2 separate regions of the Homo sapiens genome follow, and region 2 is linked to region 1. A link is a loop called in an ENCODE intact Hi-C map of the cell type or tissue named here. Cell type or tissue: CD4-positive, alpha-beta T cell. All regions are shown on one strand. Region 1 overlaps TAB2 (TGF-beta activated kinase 1 (MAP3K7) binding protein 2). Region 2 overlaps ZC3H12D (zinc finger CCCH-type containing 12D).

What was found. A loop is a pair of places that touch in the nucleus more often than their neighbours do. Peaks named below come from ENCODE experiments on the same cell type or tissue, not always from the same donor. Only the 100,000 strongest peaks of a DNase experiment are listed, where the experiment ranks them.
Region 2: a loop joins it to region 1, with 11 times the contacts of the local background. A loop is called at or near these places in 1 of 110 quality-filtered maps.

Annotation. Positions count from the first base shown.
Region 1 is chr6:149,394,934-149,399,933 of GRCh38, reverse strand. It overlaps TAB2 (TGF-beta activated kinase 1 (MAP3K7) binding protein 2), which reads right to left. Exons shown (of 7, transcript NM_001292034.3): 4 at 2,170-2,330; 5 at 1,872-1,965; 6 at 750-830. Among named protein-coding and RNA genes, the nearest start is that of SUMO4, 2.8 kb to the left of the region's middle. In CD4-positive, alpha-beta T cell, no CTCF peak of the experiment used is centred here; no DNase peak of the experiment used is centred here.
Region 2 is chr6:149,447,739-149,452,738 of GRCh38, reverse strand. It overlaps ZC3H12D (zinc finger CCCH-type containing 12D), which reads left to right. Exons shown (of 6, transcript NM_207360.3): 5 at 17-123; 6 at 1,260-5,000. The coding sequence ends at 2,056. Among named protein-coding and RNA genes, the nearest start is that of ZC3H12D, 35 kb to the left of the region's middle. RefSeq lists enhancers at 469-1,020, 1,021-1,572. In CD4-positive, alpha-beta T cell, no CTCF peak of the experiment used is centred here; a DNase peak (open chromatin) is centred at 1,944; H3K27ac peaks cover 16 bases.

The sequences.
Region 1 (5,000 bases):
AATACTACTGCATCTTTACAACCTCCACCCTCCCACACTTTTGTGTTCTTGCAGTTTTCTTCTTTTAATATTATGTATCCATTAACACATTTTTACCTTTTAACTTTCTTATTAGAGTTGAAAGTAAATTATATACCACGGTTAAGTGTTAATCTGTAAATATGTCTATATTTTTACCTTCAGCAGTGATATTTATGTACCTGTTTCCATTTCTACACACATTTTAATGCCTGGATCAAAACACACAGACATACTTTGAAATGTCTTAGTTTGGTGTGCATATATTCTGAGAATATCAATGATGTAAAATGATAGAAGGTAGAAAACTATTCACCTGGAATTTAGGGTATTTTGATTACTTAAAGTTATATATAAATTAAACTAAATACTCATGGGGGGGGGGAACTTCCCTAAGGTATCTTCCTTATCATTTGTCTAAAGTTTTAAATGATACAAATTTTTGTACTTAGTAATTGTTTTTTAACCAAGACTTGCTATTATTGGTTGGGAGTACATAGTGTTTCCTAAGCTCGTGCATATTACTTTTAAAAAGCTAAGAATATTACATCTTTGCATCCTTCCCAACCCCAAGCATGTAAATGAAAATAAGCAAACATCTTCTTAATGAATTCATTTAAGAATGCCAAAGTTTGAAGCAATTCTAGAGAGGAAGGTTGCTGAACAGGAAAAATTTTCTAAAATTTTGCTTTTCAAAAGTAACAGTTTTCACATTTAATGGATACACTAACCTTTGGGTTTTGGTGGCACAGGACCTACAAATCCAATATTGTCATAAAAGTTATGAATAGCGCTGGGGTTAAAATGTGGTCCTGAAATATATAAAAAGTAAATATATCAATGCTTATAGCTCAAAAACAACTTTACTTTTTAAAACAAGTATTTCTTTCTAAAAATAAACACGCTATAAGAAATGCTTTTCATTTATTTTGCCCCTCTAACCTCGAATTATATGTAAGATTTCAAAACATATTTCAAATATATTATCTTAGGTATAATGTAGTACTCATAAACACGGGTAAGTGGTAAACTGTGAAAGAAGTCAAATTAATGCTGGTAAGACATTAATAGAAGTAGAAGTAGATCCCTGTTCTATGTGGCAAGTTAAAATAACTTAAAATTTCACAATTTAAAATGTAATTTTAAACGATCAAACATGGACTTAAGTAACTAAACAGCTTTACCTCAAGTAAATATAAAAACCTTGCACTATGTAATAGAATGGTTAAAATTTTACACAAAAAGAGTAAGTTCAAGGATTGTAGTTTCTAGAACAGCACCAACTTTTTAGAGTTAAATTATGGTATTTTTCTATGAATGTTTAAAGATAAATAGCTTAATCAACATTTAAAAAGAATAAAAATAAAAATAATCATCTTCCAGTTGAACAGATTCTAGAACACAGTCCCAAGTGTGATTAAAGACTTCTCTTTTGGTTAGATTCCTTCCCCTTCCTGTCTTTTCCATTTTATATCTTTTTATTATTTATCCAACTTCAGAATTAGGTTTAAGTGATAACATTTCCTTTTAGTTCTCTATGGAACTGAATTAAATTGTAAACATTATTTACTATAAGAAAACATTGCTTGTCATTAATAGCTCAAGTATAAGAAACTATCATTGTCTAAAGAATGTATAAACCTTATTTTTACTATCTTCTATATTTTATCAGTTAAGATAGTGCCATTGAGATGGGGGTGACTTTTTAAATATATTCTTAAAAGTCTGTCTGGCTCCAAAGCCACATGTTCTGAGACAGTAAGATTATGATTGATAAGTCTGTTTTTAGCCACAGAAAAACTGCTGGTGAATTAAATACGATGAATTTCAGCTACAAATACACTGAACTTTACCTCGGGCTTGAAAAAGATCAATTTCTTTGGTTAAGCAGTCAATGTCAATCTGGAGTTGTCTATTACAACTTCTCAGCTGCTGCATTTCTTCAAGCTGAAAAATAATTCTATGTAAGTAAGATTTGCACTGAATTCTTAGTCATTAGTTAATAAAGAATGGAGTTTGGCACAAGAAAGTAAGGACAGAAAAACAAGAGTTAAGAACATCTGAAGAAAACTAGATAGAGATATTACACTTATGTTAGATGGCCTACTCTCATGTTCAAGCAGAGATCACAACAGTTACATAAAGACTTACGGAAGGTATCTGGGATATAGAATTTGATCTTTTCAGGCGCCTTCGAGTTAGATTATTTTCCATTTCATTAACCTCAGATTTTAATTTATCCAGCTTTTTCTTTTGAATCTCAAGTTCTCTTTGAAGTCGTTCCATTCTGGCCTTCTGGTGTACCAAAAGAGCTGCAACACACATTAGTAAACATGAGGACCCACCCACTTTAATCAATTAACCTTTAAGCAGACTTGGAAAAGCAAACAAGAATTTGTCAGAAATCCCAAAGCTACATTAAAACAAAATATTGTAAGTTTAGGCATTTAAAATTTCAATTTTTTTTTTTTTTTGACACAGAGTTTTACTCTTGTTGCTCAGGCTGGAGTGCAATGGTGCGATCTCGGCTCAGTGCAACCTCTGCCTCCTGGGTTCAAGTGATTCTCCTGCCTCAGCCTCCCAAGTAGCTGGGATTATGGGCAACTGCCACCACACCCCACTAATTTTGTATTTTTAGTAGAGATGAGGTTTCACCATGTTGGTCAGGCTGGTCTCGAACTCTGGACCCCAGGTGATCCGCCTGCCTTGGCCTACCAAAGTGCTGGGATTAGAGGCTTGTGCCACTGTGCCTGGCCAAATTCCAAACATTTTAACTGAAAAATTGTTTTAGTCATTTAAACAAATGCCACTTTTTAAATGTTTTCTAGGATTTGGAGAAATTCACTTTATGAATGAAGACAGCATTTTTAGGCTACAGCTTCTCTAAAGGTTTTCGTCTTTTCAGTTAACCTACTTACTACTGTATCTAATTCACATCTACCCTCGGAAAGGACAAGCTCTCTTACTTCAGAGTTTGTCATGTTTGGTCTATGAATGAAGCATTCTAATATGAAAATGTTATAGATATTTTAGAAGGGAATGTAGAATCCATTTTGATGTATGCAACAAATAAAACAGGCAGATTGATTTCACTCCACATAAATGTTAACATTAAATTATCCCAATTGCCACTTATATTTTTGTATATTCAGATTATATTTTGTGAAAATATCTTCCAAGATCTTTAAAGAAACAAAATAAGCAATCAATCCTGCAGCATGAACTACTTGGGAAACCATAATAAACTACAAATACTGGTATATGTTTTTGTGATCTGTCCCTGGACATGAATCTCATCCTTTAGGATACTGGACTGGAAGTGAAGATACTTGAATCTACTTTTTATAAAGAAACAACATGGGATGATTCTATCTTGAGAAAAATAAAGCAGATTTGGAAAAGAACTTTAAACAACCTCTAGAAATAAAAGTCACTGAAATGAAAAAGCCAAACAGATTACAGTAGATTACATACAAAGACAGTTGGTGACCTGTCAGATAGATGTAAGAATGTTACCCAGAATGCACAGATAATGTGACAGAAAAAATGAAAGAAGAGTTCTGAAAGGTCTCACAGACATCTAAGAAAAAAATTCCAGGCTGGGCATGGTGGCTCACACCTGTAACTCCAGCACTTTGGGGAGGCCGAGAAGGGTGGATCATCTGAGGTCAGGAGTTCGAGACCAGACTGGCCAACATGGTGAAACCTCGTTTCTACTAAAAATACAAAAAGTTGCCGGGCGTGGTGGTGGATGCCTGTAATCCCAGCTACTTGGGAGGCTGAGGCAGGAGAATTGCTTGAACCCGGGAGGCAGAGGTTGCAGTAAGCCGAGATCACACCACTGCACTCCAGCCTGGATGACAGAGTGAGACTCCAACTCGGGGGCGGGTAGGGGGAGACAGAGAGAGAAAAGAATTCCAGAAGGAGACAACAGAGAGAATAGACAAGAGGCAAGATGTGAAGAGATATTGGCTGAAAATGTTTCAAAATTGAAGGGAAAAAAGGAAGTAACAAATTTTAGAAGATAAAATAATTTGTTCACCTAATTAAATTATACAAGAATACAAATGAATAAAGGTATTTCCAACAAAGTCTGGGGAAATTCAACAATCACAGATAGCTGCTGAAATAACTACTCAATATATGTTCTGATAAGAAGGAAATTAAACACAAAAGAATGGAATAAGATGAGTAAATCTAAAAAAAAAAAGCTCTGACAATAAAACAAAGGAAAAGACTATGGCAGGGCAGGGGAGCAGCAGACATTGTCTAAAACAAAGTGAAAATAAAACATTGGAAAAGAATAACAATACACTGGAAGTGCAAAAATCAGAGGTGAAGTATTCTAAGGTCTTGAAGGTATTTAAGAAGAATACAGTTAAATGTTGCTAAGCCAAATATACATGTTCAGTATTTAGGGATCTGTGCTAAAGGAAGTTAAAACAGAATGTGCAGTTTCTAAATTCAAAGACAGAACCTAAGGAGAAATGAGGGAAATTTAATTAAACCTAGATAGCAGGAAAGGAGGGGATAAAGGAAAGAAATACAAAACAAAAACCAGACAGGGATAATTCCAAATATACTAGAAATCACAATGAATGCAACCTAATTAAACATATCTGTTGAGATGAGATCAGTAGACTGAATTGTAAAACCTCAGCTATATGCTGCTTATAAAAAACACTCAAAACATAATTAACTTATCTATTATTTTAATAAGTTGAGGGTCTATGTGTCAGATGTTGTTGTAGGCATTTTGGAAGTCCATGAACAAAATAGGAAAAAATCCTTGCCCTTGCGGAGCTCACGTTACCACGGTAGCAGAGATTGGGGCCAGGGAGTAGGGCAAGAGAAAGACTCTAAACAAAGGGTAAACAGGTAGGCAAACTATGGCCCATGGGCCAAATCTAGCCCACTGCCTGTTTCGTCATTAAAGTTTTATTGGATACAGCCTTGCTCATTTGTTTACTTGTTGTCTATGG
Region 2 (5,000 bases), 53 kb before region 1:
TGTGCTTATTTTCCAGGTTCATGCCGCCTGATGACCCCCTGGGCCGCCATGGACCCTCCCTGAGCAACTTCCTGAGCAGGAAGCCGAAGCCCCCAGAGCCATCCTGGCAGCATTGTCCTTATGGTGGGTAGGGCCCAGTGCTTCGCAGGCCCTGTTCAGGGCCTTGTGTGGGGGCAGTACAGGAGCACAGTCAAAAAGCGCTGGCCTGGTGCTCAGCGGCCTGGGCTCTTGCCCAAGTTCTGCCCTCCAGCTGTGCTACCTGGAGAGTTAACTTTCCTGACAGGGTTATTGTAGAACTGACATCCTGGCCGGTGATTTCATGGGAGCCAGGATCCCATGCCAGGGTCGGATGCAGGGGTCATGCACACAGCAAAGCTGTGTCTGAGAAGCCGGGAGCCTGGACACAAACCCAGCTGCGGGTCTCAGTCCCTTCACCTGGCCCCTGGCAGCTTCTGTCCTCACCCTACCCTGCTCTCCACCCCTCCACCCTATGGACTTTGGTCACTGCTATCCATGAAGAGTTAAGAATTTTATCCCAGCACCCTGGGGGATGCCAGCCTTCTAGCCAGCTCTTTCACTGACTTGCTTCGTCAAGTTATTTGATGTTTCCAAGTTCAGTAAAGACTTGGGTGACAGTCAATCATTTCTTGTTAGAATTAGGTGACCATACATACATTCAGGCTGACTCCTCCTTCCCCCTTTCACTCTCAGAAGCCTTGGGTTTGGATAGTAACACTTGACCATTTGTTCACGACTCTGTTAGAACAGCGTGCAGGGTGAGGGCAAGCGTTAGCACAGCGAACACGGAGAACGGTGGGAACTGAGGCGGCACTGCAGGCGCAGTCCTCTGCCCCGAGCACCCACTCCCTACCGCCCGCTCCCTAAGCCTGGCCCTATCCACAGGGTCCCTGGGCAATTGGAGGCTGAAAGTCTTTGAATCCAGAGATTTGGTCTTAGTCCCTGGTCAAAGGGACCTGGGAACGACACTCCTCTGCATACCCTGGGATGAGTGTGCTCAGCGCCCCCTCACCCAGGCCGCCCGCGCCTCCCGGGCACTTCTCCCCACCTCGGCCCCGCGCCCAGATCTTGAGGCGTTTCCAGGGCGCTGAGTCTGAGGAGTCCGCGGCGGCCTGGGGGCCTGCTTGGAGGAATCTCCACGGAGAGGCCGCGGGCCGGCACTCCCCGGATGCACCAGGAACCACCGCCCCTCCGCGCCCCCGGGCCTCACGTCGCGCCCTCTCTGCCCCCGCCCCTTTCAGGCAAGAAATGCACCTATGGCATCAAGTGCAAGTTCTACCACCCGGAGAGGCCGCACCACGCGCAACTGGCGGTGGCCGACGAGCTCCGCGCCAAGACAGGGGCCCGGCCTGGCGCGGGCGCCGAGGAGCAGCGGCCACCGAGAGCCCCGGGCGGCTCCGCAGGAGCCCGGGCGGCCCCCCGGGAACCATTTGCGCACAGCCTCCCGCCGGCGCGGGGGTCCCCGGACCTGGCCGCCCTGCGAGGGAGCTTCTCTCGGCTGGCCTTCAGCGACGACCTGGGGCCCCTGGGGCCGCCTCTCCCGGTCCCCGCCTGCAGCCTCACGCCCCGACTGGGCGGGCCCGACTGGGTGTCCGCGGGCGGCCGGGTGCCAGGCCCGCTCAGCCTCCCTAGCCCGGAGAGCCAGTTCTCCCCGGGCGACCTCCCGCCTCCGCCCGGCCTGCAGCTCCAGCCGCGGGGCGAACACCGCCCTAGGGACCTGCACGGCGACTTGCTTTCCCCGCGCAGGCCACCCGACGACCCGTGGGCCCGTCCACCCCGCTCCGACCGCTTCCCTGGGCGCTCCGTCTGGGCGGAGCCGGCCTGGGGCGACGGCGCCACTGGGGGACTTTCAGTGTACGCGACCGAGGACGACGAGGGGGACGCGCGCGCCCGGGCTCGCATCGCGCTCTACAGCGTCTTCCCGCGTGACCAGGTGGACCGCGTGATGGCCGCGTTCCCGGAGCTCTCAGACCTCGCCAGGCTCATCCTCCTGGTACAGAGATGCCAGAGCGCGGGGGCGCCCCTGGGCAAGCCCTAAGGGACCAACACGCACTTGCAGGGAATGGCCCAGCCTCGCCTTGCGTCTTGGACGGGTGGACCTGTGGTTGCCAGCCTGGACCTGAGTGGGCCCATCATGGTGCCCCCTTTTCTTTAAAGATGGTCAGGGAAGCCTGCTTCCTCCTCCTGAGCGGGGTTGTGGGGGCCTGGTGGCACTTGGTGATCCTCACTGAGGCCGGGGCCTGCTGCGGGGAGGTCCACCCACTTCCGTGGAGGGAATGATTTTCCATGTGCACGGAGACTGCGGGTCCAAGCTGCAGTAGAACCCACAAGTGGGTCACAAAATCAATTTAGTGGGTCACCACCACAAACACAGTGGACTGGGACAGGGCAAAGCGCACCCTGTGCCATCAGGCTGAGTCTGAACTCTTGTTACCTATCCTGTGTCCCCACCCCCTTGGCAGCCATGTAACTAACCTCAATGTGGGTCGTAGTCAGAAGTTTAAAAAAGACTATGAATGCTCTTGAATTTCATTGCTTCAGGTAATGTTTGAAATATGTAGTCAGGTGGCCAGGGGAGGTTTGCTATCTGGAAGTTTTCATGTTAGCTATTGCTAACCCCACCCGCAAGGGCAGCCCAGCCTCCAGGTGTGGGCTCTCCTGTGCTCTGAATTGTGTGGCTGTCCTATGCTGGGGACAAGTGGTAGGAGCGCTTTGTCCCAGGGCCACCTTCTGGGGCCTTCACACACATACCCCCACCACACAAACACACACACACACACACACACACACACACAGTCTATCATACATGTACATACTCACACACACCACACAGACACATACTGTTTGGCTAAGGGTTAAGTATCTCCAATATTTTATTAGCCATCCATCATGGCAGTTTCCAGAATAGGCTTTCTACTGTACCAGCTGAGCTGCCTTCTTTTACTTCTTCTTCTTCTTCTTTTTTTAAACAGACAGAGTCTCGGCCCGGCATGGTGGCTCATGCCTGTAATCCCAGCACTTTGGAAGGCTGAGGCAGGCAGATCACTTGAGGTCAGGAGTTCGAGACCAGCCTGGCCAACATGGTGAAACCCTGTCTCTACTAAAAATACAAAAATTTAGCCAGGCATGGTGGCATACACCTGTAGTCCCAGCTACTCAGGAGGCTGAGGCAGGAGAATCACTTGAACCTGGGAGGCGGAGGTTGCAGTGAGTTGAGATCATGCCACTGCACTCCAGCCTGGGCAGCAGAGCGAGACTCCGTCTTAAAAAAAAAAAAAAGACAGAGTCTCACTCTGTCACTCTGTCTGGAGTATAGTAGTGTGATCATAGCTCACTGCAGCCTCAAACTCCTGGATTCAAGTGATCCCCCTGCCTCAGCCTCCTGAGTAACTGGGACTGTAAACATGACAGCCGCACTTCACAGTTACACTGGGGCTGGATGAGTCAGGACTTTTGCTCTCAAATCTACAGGTGGGTTAGGAGAAAACTGACATGAGCTCAGTCAGAGTTTATTGCCACCTTCCTGGTGCCGTTTCTTCTAGCCAGCTACTGCTCTGGGTTTGAGGAGAAAGGGCCTACTCATTTGCAATGGCTAAGAAGTGAGATGGTGCTGCCAGAGTGCCGACCCCCGAATCCTCAGGGGCCCTGGCCTCTCCTGGCAGCATCCACCCATTCTGGTTACCATGCCAGCCCTCCAGACTATGGCTCATTTGTTCACTAGAGGGCTTGGTAGCTTGGCAGTTTGGGGAAAGCGGGAGGCACTTCCCAGGGGAAGACCAGAGAAGACCAGCCCCCAGCCCCACAAACTTCCTGCAGCCTGCTGGTGCAGAGGGAACTCTTGCCAGTTTACTACCAGATTTCATGAGATGTTGGCAGGCCTGGGGGGCACCTCAGGGAGAGTGCGTTCCCAGCCCTTTCATTCATGGTAAATGACACCCCTGGGGCATACAGTGATGTTAGGTTTTTCTCTGAAACTTCTTTGATCTTTTAAAACCAGATTCTTAGCATGGATTGAGCCAGATCTGTTCCTTACCCCCTTTTTCCAAAGAGGACGGTGCACCCACAATTTTACCATAACATATTGGGATCTCAGGCCTGAAGATGACCCATTCTTTGTAAATAAGTTGGATTTTCCTCATAATATGTGTGGGTTTTTTTGGTGGGGGAGGAGGGGGCAGGGTTCCGCTCTGTCATCTGTCACCCAGGCTGGAGTGCAGTAGTGCAATCAGGGCTCACTGCAGCTTTGACTTCCCAGGCTCAAGCAATCCTTGTGCCTCAGCCTCCTGAGTAGCTGGGACTACAGTTGTGCCACCACGTCCAGCTAATTTTTTCTATTTTTTGTAAAGACCCAAAGCGTTGGGATTACAGGCATGAGCCACCTCAACGGGCCTTTATTTTTTTTATTTTAATTTTTATTATTATTATTTTTGAAACGGAGTCTCGCTCTGTCACCCAGGCTGGAGTGCAGTGGCGCAATCTTGGCTCACTACATGCTCCACTGCCTCCCAGGTTCATGCCATTCTCCTGCCTCAGCCTCCCAAGTAGCTGGGACTACAGGCGCCCGCCACCACATCTGGCTAACTTTTTGTATTTTTAGTAGAGATGGGGTTTCACCGTGTTAGCCAGGATGGTCTCGATCTCCTGACCTTGTGATCCCCGCCTCAGCCTCCCAAAGTGCTGGGATTATAGGCGTGAGCCACCGCGCCTGGCCCCGGGCCTTTATTTTTATTTTTAACCTTTTGACAAGACACGCTTTCTATTAGAGCTGCTTTTTGTCTCCCTGGTTCGATTTCCTGATGTAGAATCATTGTGTTGCTGATTTTTCAGTTGAAAATGTTTAAACTGCTTCCTTTGAGAACAAGTTTGAGTTTTAGTAAGCTGTAAAGCTGTTTTATTTGATTCACTGTGAATAAGACAAGTACAAAAAAAAAAGTGAAAACACAGCACATTTCAAGTGTAATCCCCTTTGGAATTTTTCCAAA